2 separate regions of the Homo sapiens genome follow, and region 2 is linked to region 1. The links are chromatin contacts, found by Hi-C or POLR2A ChIA-PET in ENCODE. All regions are on one chromosome and are shown on one strand. Each heading gives the region's core, a stretch centred on a gene start or an enhancer-like site at or near the end of the contact. The rest is flanking DNA. Distances are from core to core; before and after follow the strand shown.

Region 1 (4,592 bases), core at 557-3,056:
CTACTCAGGAAGCTGAAGCAGGAGAACCACTTGAATCCAGGAGGTGGAGGTTGCAGTGAGCCAAGATCGTGCCATGGCACTCCAGCCTGGGTGACAAAAGCAAAACTCCGTCTCAAAAATAATAATAATAGCCGGGTGCGGTGGCTCACGCCTGTGTAATCCCAGCACTTTGGGAGGCCGAGGTGGGTGGATCACCTGAGGTCCGGAGTTCAAGACCAGCCTGACCAACATGGAAAAACCCTGTCTCTACTAAAAATACAAAATTAGCCAGGCATGGTGACGCATGCCTGTAATCTCAGCTACTCCGGAGGCTGAGGCAGGAGAATGGCTTGAACCCAGGAGGCAGAGATTGTTCTGAACTGAGATGGTGCCATTGCACTCCAGCCTGGGCAACAACAGCAAAACTCCGTCTCAAAAAATAAAATAATAATAATAATAATATGCCCAAAGAACTAGATTATCCTAAAGCCATAAAACACTAGAGTTAGGAGATGTCTGGAACATGACTGTCCTTCCCCCATCTTGATTTTACAGGCAAGAAACTTGGAGACCAGAGAAATTTCAGTGACTTGCCTGAGAGGCTGAACAAGAGAAGAGTTCTCAGTCTCTTGGTAGGAAGCTCCTATCTCACAGAGCCTGTCTTTCCCTCTCAATTAGCAAGTTGGAGGGTTTTGGAGGGGGTGGTCAGAAACTGCAGCCAAAATACCTAACTCATATAGTTTTACAATAATGTATCATCTGCCATCTTTCACCTAGAGACTACAAAGTCAAAACACGGCAAGTCCTGTCATGTAAGAATTACCAAGTTCTGCAGCCTCAGTGTTCAAAATGAGAGGATGAGGTCTGTTTGTTCTACCAGAGGAGTCTCTCTGGATATTGGACACCTTTTCCAAGGTAGACTTTGGTTGAATATGCCTCCAGAATCGCCCAACTATTTTGTAATCATTTTACTATCTCTCAACTTGAAAACATGTCAGCAGACCAGGCGCAGTGGATCATGCCTATAATCCCAGCACTTTGGGAGGCCAAGGTGGGAGGATCACTTGAGCCCAGGAGTTCAAGACCAGCTTGAACAACATAGCATAGATCCTGTCTCTACACATAAATAAATACATAATTTAAAAAAAAAAAGTATAAAAAGGAGAAAATGTTATGTTCTCCCCTCCTCTCCCAACACTTACTCTACAAACTCATGCTCTCCTAGATTGGCAAATGTGTATCCATGGTAGCCAAAAACATCTCCTGTAAAGAACTTGATGCTATTTTTGTGACAGATCTGGTCAACTTTAACTATGACATCCCTGGAGCAGCAAGTCAGACACACCTGCAGAAAGAAAGAAATTGGCTGGGTTTGAGTTTTGCAAACTGTGAATCACTGCCCTGATGTCTAAATAAATCTTAATGAACAGTCTCTCTGGGCATGCTCAAAGCATGTTTCAAACTGGTACAACAGGTTCTTTGGGCCCTATGGCTAGAAGACAAAAGAAAAGTTGCAGGTTTCAATGTGTAGAAAATATAAGTTATGAGACCGTCACGTTCTGCAGCCAAAATAAAATGTGTTTAGCTAAAAAGTAAAAGCCATTCAACAAATGTTTTCTGTAATCCACGAACATATACACATTTCATAGTTCTCATAAAAAAAATAACTTAGCAAGTTGTTTCTATACTGCTAAATCTATTAAAATCCAAATAAGCTACAGGGACAAGCAAAACCAGTTTTTTAAATTGACCCAAAGGTCATGTTTAAATACAAGGGCTTTTTACCCCCCTCCTTTTGATTGATATGTTAAGATAAAGAAGATAAACAAGTCCTGTTGAGATCATTTTTCCACAGATTGCGGTGTGAAACTTTATCTGAATTTAAGGACAAAAGAAAAGGTTACAGACCAAGTGACCTTCCATTCAGGCTTAGACAATGAACTGGTGATCCACTCAGTGGAATTATCAGTGTTGCTCTGGGGCCTCCAGGTTGTATTCCAGTAAGTTGAGGTATTGGAAATGGCTAAGTTCTACTGCACAAAATACCATCTTTTCGGGAGAAGCTTTGTGATCATGGTCAAAAGACAACTTCCAAATTGCACATGCTTTCTCCTGAACAAAAGGACATTTTCACTTGATAGACCCTCTTTGCTGTTGTCTAGCAGCCTGAATACCGAAATAACACTCACAGAGAAATGTGTTCCTTTGGTGTTTCAAAGAATGCAGCCACCCAAGGAAAAATCCCATCTAAAAAGTAAGAAATCCACAGGTGAACATGCAACCAATTGATCAAATGGAACCCTGCAGAGTCTAAAGTAACTATAAAACCTGCAAGGACCAGCCAAACACGGCCTGCAAGGCGGTCAACATGGCCCCATGCACACGCATTACACAATCAACTGGCCTCACACTTCAGTTTTAACAAACCCTCTAACTCTACAAGTTCAAGGGACACCTGGCATAAAATAAATGTGGTTACTACAGATAAGAAAATGAAGACTTATGTCCAAATGGAAAGTGTCCCAATACCTCAAGTTAAAAAATAGAAGGGACTAGGAAAAAGAAAACAGGACAAATGCACAGATGATCCATCCTTCCAAGCCCATATTTGAACAGATGCACATATGAAATAGAAAAGTGTAAAAACGGGAGGCTGAGGCAGAAAACTGCTTAAACCAGGGAGGCGGAGGTTGCAGTGAGCCAAGATCATGCCACTGCACTCCAGCCTGGGCGACAGAGTGAGACTCCATCTCAAAAAAGAAAGAAAGAAAGAAAGAAAAGTGTAAAAAACAGGCCAGGTGCAGTGGCTCACACCTGTAATCCCACCACTTTGGGAGGCCGAGGCAGGTGGATTACCTGAGGTCAGGGGTTCAAGACCAGCCTGACCAACATGGTGAAACCCCATCTCTACTAAAAATACAAAAAATTAGCCCAGCATGGTGGTGAGTGCCTGTAATCCTAGCTACTTGGGAGGCTGAGGCAGGAGAATCACTTGAACCCAGGAGGCAGAGGTTGCCATGAGCCAAGATCGCACAATTGCACTCCAGCCTGGGCGACAAGAGCAAAACTCCATCTCAAATAAAAAAAGGTGCAAAAAAAAAAAACTACCCAACCCAAATTCTAACCTCTCATGTAACATACTGGGGCCTTTCATTTAAAAAACTAGTAGCTCATCTATGACTATTTCACATTTATCAAGATTTGTTAAGCTTTTCCAGAATGCAGGGAACTATGTCTGAAAGGTTGCAGATATTGACAAAGAATTTATCCTTTCACCTCCGCATAGATTTGGCAGTGAAACTAAATGAGGCTGGATATGCCTCATTTGACTTACGACTACAGTGATTTTTCTCTAGTTATCCATGGCAACATGGTCAATGTGACTGTGAGAAACAGACAGACAGACATAGATCAAGATCAGGTGTGCTTTTCTTAAGACAAAACACAAGCTGTAGTTTGATATTTCTAACAAAAAAATGCCGCTGCCACAGAAATTAATCACCAACTTGTTAAGTTTTCGGAAGAAAACATTTGCAATAACATGGATTAAAGTTATGTGCAAAGATTCTGGAAGGAAGACAAAACACCAAAGACGAAACCTGGCTGAGGGAACATATGCCCAGAGAAGAAGCCAGCAGACAGCAAGTCACCAACAACTACAGCAGATGCAACAGACTGGACCTCTCTAGCAACACATTCACACAATATACTAAGCCTAAACAATAGAACAGCTTATACATTTTCTTGGGAAAAAGCTCAGAATTTGATATTTGAATGCTCTCAGATTGCTTTGGGATTTGAAAGTATATACAACTAGCACCTTAATTTGTTTAATTCCCACAGCAGATTTTATAATAAGAAACTTACAGCATCGAATTGAGTGAAAAATGACTCTGGTTTCTTCTCTATATCCTCAGTGTCCACCTTCACATCCACCATGGGGTTGAGATTCTGAGCTCGCTCCAAAGAGGCTTCAGCCCTATTTCGGCCAACAGACCCAGTACGAATCAAGAACTGAGCTCCGGGATCTTCTGGAGTTACCTAGGAATAATACACATATTTTTTTAAGTCTTGTATTTTTAGGGAAAATAAATCTTAAAAAGAATCTTTAAATTTTAAAGGATAGCTAAAATACCTACCACCTAAATTTTTTTTTTTTTTTTTTTTTGAGACAGTCTTGCTCTGTCACCAGGCTGGAGTGCAGTGGCATGATCTCGGCTCATTGCAACCTCCGCCTCCTGGGTTCAAATGATTCTCCTCCTGCCTCAGCCTCCCAAGTAGCTGGGACTACAAGCACGCACCACCACAACAGCTAATTTTTGTATTTTTAGTAGAGACAGGGTTTCACCACGTTTGCCAGGATGGTCTCAATCTCTTGACCTCGTGATCCGCCTGCCTCAGCCTCCCAAAGTGCTGAGATTACAGGCATGAAACACTGTGCACAGCCCTAAAATGTATTACTGTTCCTGTAGCAATTTGCCTTATGCAGGCTTCCTTCTAAGGCTTTAAAATGACTTTAAACTTTTTTTAAACTGGTCATTGATGGTTAAAGAGCACCCCCTTGTGTTTATAAAGAAAATTCACTGTCAACAAAAAAATCCATGCTTTCTTCT
Region 2 (4,592 bases), core at 773-3,272, 120 kb before region 1:
GCCTGTAATCCCAACACTTTGGGAGTCCAGGTGGGCGGATCACCTGAGGCCAGGAGTTCGAGACCAGGGTGAAACCCCATCTCTACTAAAAATACAAAAATTAGCCGGGCTTGGTGGCTGGCACCTGTAATCTCAGCTACTCGGGAGGCTGAATCAGAATTATTTGAACCCAGGAGGCGATGTTGCAGTGAGCTGAAATCACACCACTGCACTCTAGCCTGGGCAACACAGCAAGACTCAGTCTCAAAAAAACAAAAAAAAAAAGATAATATTATTACACAGATTATCTAAGTCTAAAATTCTAACCTCCACCCTGGCTGCTTACTCTGCATCATTATCCTTCTGGGCCTAACATTAGACCTCTTAATTACCCACCTTGCCCACTACACTCTTAGTTCCAAAAAGGCAGAAATGTTTTGTTTGCTGCTGTATCACCTAGAACCTTCCATGACATAGAGGAGGACTCAAATATATGCTGATGAAAGCAAGACACCATGCATTTTTTTTTCTTAGAGATAGGGTCTTGCTCTGTGGTCCAGGCTGGAGTGCAGTGGCATCATAACAGCTCACTGCAAACCTCCTGGGTTCAAGCAGTCCTCCAGCCTTGGCCTCCTAAAGTGCTGGGATTGTGGGGATTACAAGCATGAGCCACCACGCCTGGCCCAGACACACATTATTATTATTATTATTATTATTTTTTGAAACGGAGTCTCTCTCTGTCGCCCAGGCTGGAATGCAGTGGTGAGATCTCGGCTCACTGCAAGCTCCACCTCCCAGGTTCACACCATTCTCCTGCCTCAGCCTCCCGAGTAGCTGGGACTACAGGGCGCCCACCACCACACCCGGCTAATTTTTTGTATTTTTAGTAGAGACGGGGTTTCACCGTGTTAGCCAGGATGGTTTTGATCTCCTGACCTCGTGATCCACCTGCCTCAGCCTCCCAAAGTGCTGGGATTACAGACGTGAGCCACTGCACCCGGCCCACACAAACATTATTCATCAGACTTGTTGCAAACTGCTTTTAGGACACATAAGAAAAACAAATACTTTCTCATTGTGAATGCTGAGAACATCTCCCCAAAAGCCCAGCTGCCTCCTCCTTAGGAAGATCAGCTATAGTATCTGTGCAAATTATTTCTCACACTCGCACAGGCTTGGTTCACAATCCACAACAAAATGCTTCCCGACCACTGGGCAAACAGACAAAATCCTCCTTAGCCAAAGCCAAAAAACAAGTTATAGGTGAATGAAAACTTTCAACACAGGAAAGAATGGGGGATGAGGTAAAACCTAAAGTTGCTGATCTTTAAATACTGCTATTTATCGGCTCTTCCAGAACCTTCTCCTTCTTGGTTATGGAAGTTGGTCCCCATGACGATGATGCAATGAGGGCTTTGCTTTAAGTCTGACTGAATCGGGGGACAAAGTCAAACTTGAGGTTAACAATGCCACTGGGTTAAGAAGGTGGTGGTGCCGGGCGCGGTGGCTCACACCTGTAATCTCAGCACTTTGGGAGGCTGAGGTGGGTGAATCATGAGGTCAGGAGTTCAAGACCAGCCAGGCCAACATGGTGAAACCCCACCTCTACTAAAATTACAAAAAATTAGCTGGATGTGGTGGCACGTGCCTGTAATCCCAGCTACTCAGGAGGCTGAGGCAGGAAAATCGCTTGAACCCAGGAGGCGGAGGTTGCAGTGAGCCGAGATCACATCACTGCACTCCAGCCCCGGCAACAGTGCGAGACTCCGTCTCAAAAAAAAAGTAAAAAAAAAAAGGTGACGGTGAGGCATGGAGACATTCAGGGATCTGAGTTGCTGGGGACAGGTCAGAGGCTGGCAGGAGGATGCAAAGGTCTAATCGCTGTTAAACAGCCTTCATGCCCTCCCTGCGTTGGAACTGATGTCCCTGCCGCCACCGGTGTTCCTATCCACTGGAGGGGGCAGAGCTTATTTCCCCGCCCCAGTGAGGCGGGGTGTGCTGGCGAACACAACTGGGAAGTGTGCCTGCTTGTGCATCTGCCCATGTCAGGGCAAGCGCTCCCCAGGCAGCTGCTGCCCTCAGCCTGGACAGCAGAATGAACACCCTGGCGCAGAGTGAATTCACCCTGCTGCAAGAAGCCAAGCCCAGCGGGACCCACAGCTTAGCGTCCAGCCTGGATCAGCTCAGCCCAGCATACCCATGAACACAGAAGAAATCCTCTCACCCCAGCTGCTCAGGAGGCGGAGGCAGGAGAATTGCTTGAACACGGGAGGCGGAGGTTGCAGTGAGCTGAGATCCTCCCACTGCACTCCATCCAGCCTGGGCGACAGAGCTAGACTCTGTCTCCAAAAACAAAAAGAAAACCAGAAATGCTCGGCCGCGCGCGGTGGCTCACGCCTGTAATCTCAGCACTTTGGGAGGCCAAGGCAGGCAGATCACAAGGACAGGAGATTGAGACCATCCTGGCTAACACGGTGAAACCCTGTCTCTACTAAAAATACAAAAAATTAGTTGGACGTGGTGGCGGACGCCTGTAGTCCCAGCTATTCGGGAGGCTGAGGCAGGAGAGTGGTGTGAACCTGGGAGGCGGAGCTTGCGGTGAGCCGAGATCACGCCACTGCACTCCAGCCTGGGCGACAGAGCGAGACTCCGTCTCAAAAAAAAAAAAGAAAACCAGAAATGCTCTCACGTGCCGCTGAGCTCCAGCAGCTGGTCCATGGCATCTCAGGATACTTGGCAGTCACTCACTCATACACAGCAGGAAAAACCAGAGAGAGGCATAGGACTTAGAAGTCAGGGCCAAGGTCAACGTGCCACATGGGGAGAGGAGCGGGGAGGAGACTCACATCCCATCGGTCTTCTCGGCATCCCACTCGCGCCTCCACTGGCCAGTGGGCTTGCGGTGCCTCTGCAGCCGCTCCTGGTCGATCTTCTCCCTCTCCTGCTTCCAGCGCAGGTACTCCGACCGCTCCCGGCCCGTCATGGACAACGTCATGTCTCCAGCACTGCCCAGGCCAGCTCGGCGGCCCTGCCCCCCAGCCCACAGGGAGTCAGGGTGATGTCCCGCACCCTACCCCGCCCCTAAGCCCCGAGGCACATCCACTTGCTCAGGATCACACAGGGAAGCGATGACAAGGCAGAGATCACAATCAACTAGGCTCAGGTGGCACCTCCTCACAGAGGCCCTCTCAGATCTCCTAAGTAGCATCCCTCTGTCCCCTCAGCTGCTGGATTTTTCTCCACAACACTTGGTAGGACCTCACATCTCACTATATTTTCATTTACTCAGCTCCCACCAGAAGAAACCTCATCAAGGCAGGGGCTCTGCCTCCAAACTCTTCTCCCGCCGGGCGCGGTGGCTCACGCCTGTAATCCCAGCACTTTGGGAGGCCAAGGTAGGCGGATCATGAGGTCAGGAGATGGAGACCATCCTGGCTAATATGGTGAAACCCTGTCTCTACTAAAAATACAAAAAATTAGCTGGGCGTGGTAGCGGGTGCCTGTAGTCCCAGCTTTTCGGGAGGCTGAGGCAGGAGACTGGCATGAACCCAGGAGGCAGAGCTTGCAGTGAGCCGAGATCGCGCCACTGCACTCCAGCCTAGGCAACAGGGCAAGACTCTGTCTCAAAAAAAAAAAAAAAAAAAAAAAAAAAAAGCCAGGAGCGGTGGCTCACGCCTGTAATCTCAGCACTTTGGGAGGCTGAGGCGGGCAGATCACGAGGTCAGGAGATAGAGACCATCCTGGCTAACATGGTGAAACCCCATCTCTACTAAAAGTACAAAAAATTAGCTGGGCATGGTGGTGGGCACCTTAGTCCCAGCTACTGGGGAGGCTGAGGCAGGAGAATGGTGTGAACCCGGGAGTCGGAGCTTGCAGTGAGCCAAGATCACGCCACTGCACTCCAGCCTGGGCGATGGAGCAAGACTCCATCTCAAAAAAAAAAAAAAACCTCTTATCCTCAGCACCTAAAACAGTACCTGGCACATAGTAAGTGCCCAGTAAACAATACTGTTAGTAACAAGAAAACCCTCAAACATACCACAAAGCTGTAACAACTAGAGCCACGTGGTACTGACAGAAGAACCAACAGACGGACAATTTAGGGGTGGACCACCAAGTGCAAGGACACTGCCCCTGCCTCCTCTTCTAGGCCAGGTCCCCACCCCTCACACAGCACCTGCCATGTGGTAGGTGCCTCATAAATGCTGGTGTCATTAACAATGAGGGGAGATTTACCTTGGCAGGAAACAAAACATACCATAAATCCTTAATAATTAAAATCCTGGGCAAGCACAGTGGCTCACACCTATAATCCCAGCATTTTGGGAGGCCGAGGCAGGTGGATCACTTGAGGTCAGGAGTTCAAGACTAGCCTGGCCAACATGGTGAAACCCCGTCTCTACAAAATACGAAAAAATTAGCCAGGTGTGGTGGCACTTGCCTGTAATCCCAGCTACTCGGGAGGCTGAGGCAGAATTGCTTGAGCCCAGGAGGCAAAGGCTGCAGTGAGCCGAGATGGTGCCACTGCACTCCAGAATGGGTGACAGAGCGAGAATCCGTCTCAAAAAAAAAAAGTCCTGTGCTGTGGCACAAAAAAGGAGAGGCCCCATGGC

What was found. Hi-C counts contacts between places; a loop is a spot of excess contacts on that map. ChIA-PET counts read pairs that join two places held with the same protein, here RNA polymerase II (POLR2A). Pooled maps may share reads with other maps.
Region 2: POLR2A ChIA-PET joins it to region 1 with 20 read pairs in activated T-cell. The contact joins two enhancer-like sites. A Hi-C loop is called at or near these places in 3 of 168 maps with a recorded cell type or tissue (GM18951, PC-9 and psoas muscle), 1 of 37 single-sample maps with no recorded cell type and 7 of 50 pooled maps. POLR2A ChIA-PET finds 5 or more read pairs at or near these places in 29 of 52 experiments (A549, B cell, BJ and 22 more).

What each region holds. Positions count from the first base shown.
Region 1 is chr19:47,149,630-47,154,221 of GRCh38, reverse strand. SAE1 (SUMO1 activating enzyme subunit 1) reads right to left here. Exons shown (of 9, transcript NM_005500.3): 3 at 3,847-4,020; 4 at 1,182-1,324. Among named protein-coding and RNA genes, the nearest start is that of SAE1, 21 kb to the right of the region's middle. Within about 2 kb of position 1,806, at least 5 of the 41 ENCODE cell types and tissues checked have a DNase peak (open chromatin) inside an H3K27ac peak, as active enhancers do.
Region 2 is chr19:47,265,026-47,269,617 of GRCh38, reverse strand. It overlaps CCDC9 (coiled-coil domain containing 9), which reads right to left. Exons shown (of 12, transcript NM_015603.3): 8 at 2,826-3,007. Among named protein-coding and RNA genes, the nearest start is that of INAFM1, 7.6 kb to the left of the region's middle. RefSeq lists an enhancer at 2,453-2,952. Within about 2 kb of position 2,022, at least 4 of the 41 ENCODE cell types and tissues checked have a DNase peak (open chromatin) inside an H3K27ac peak, as active enhancers do.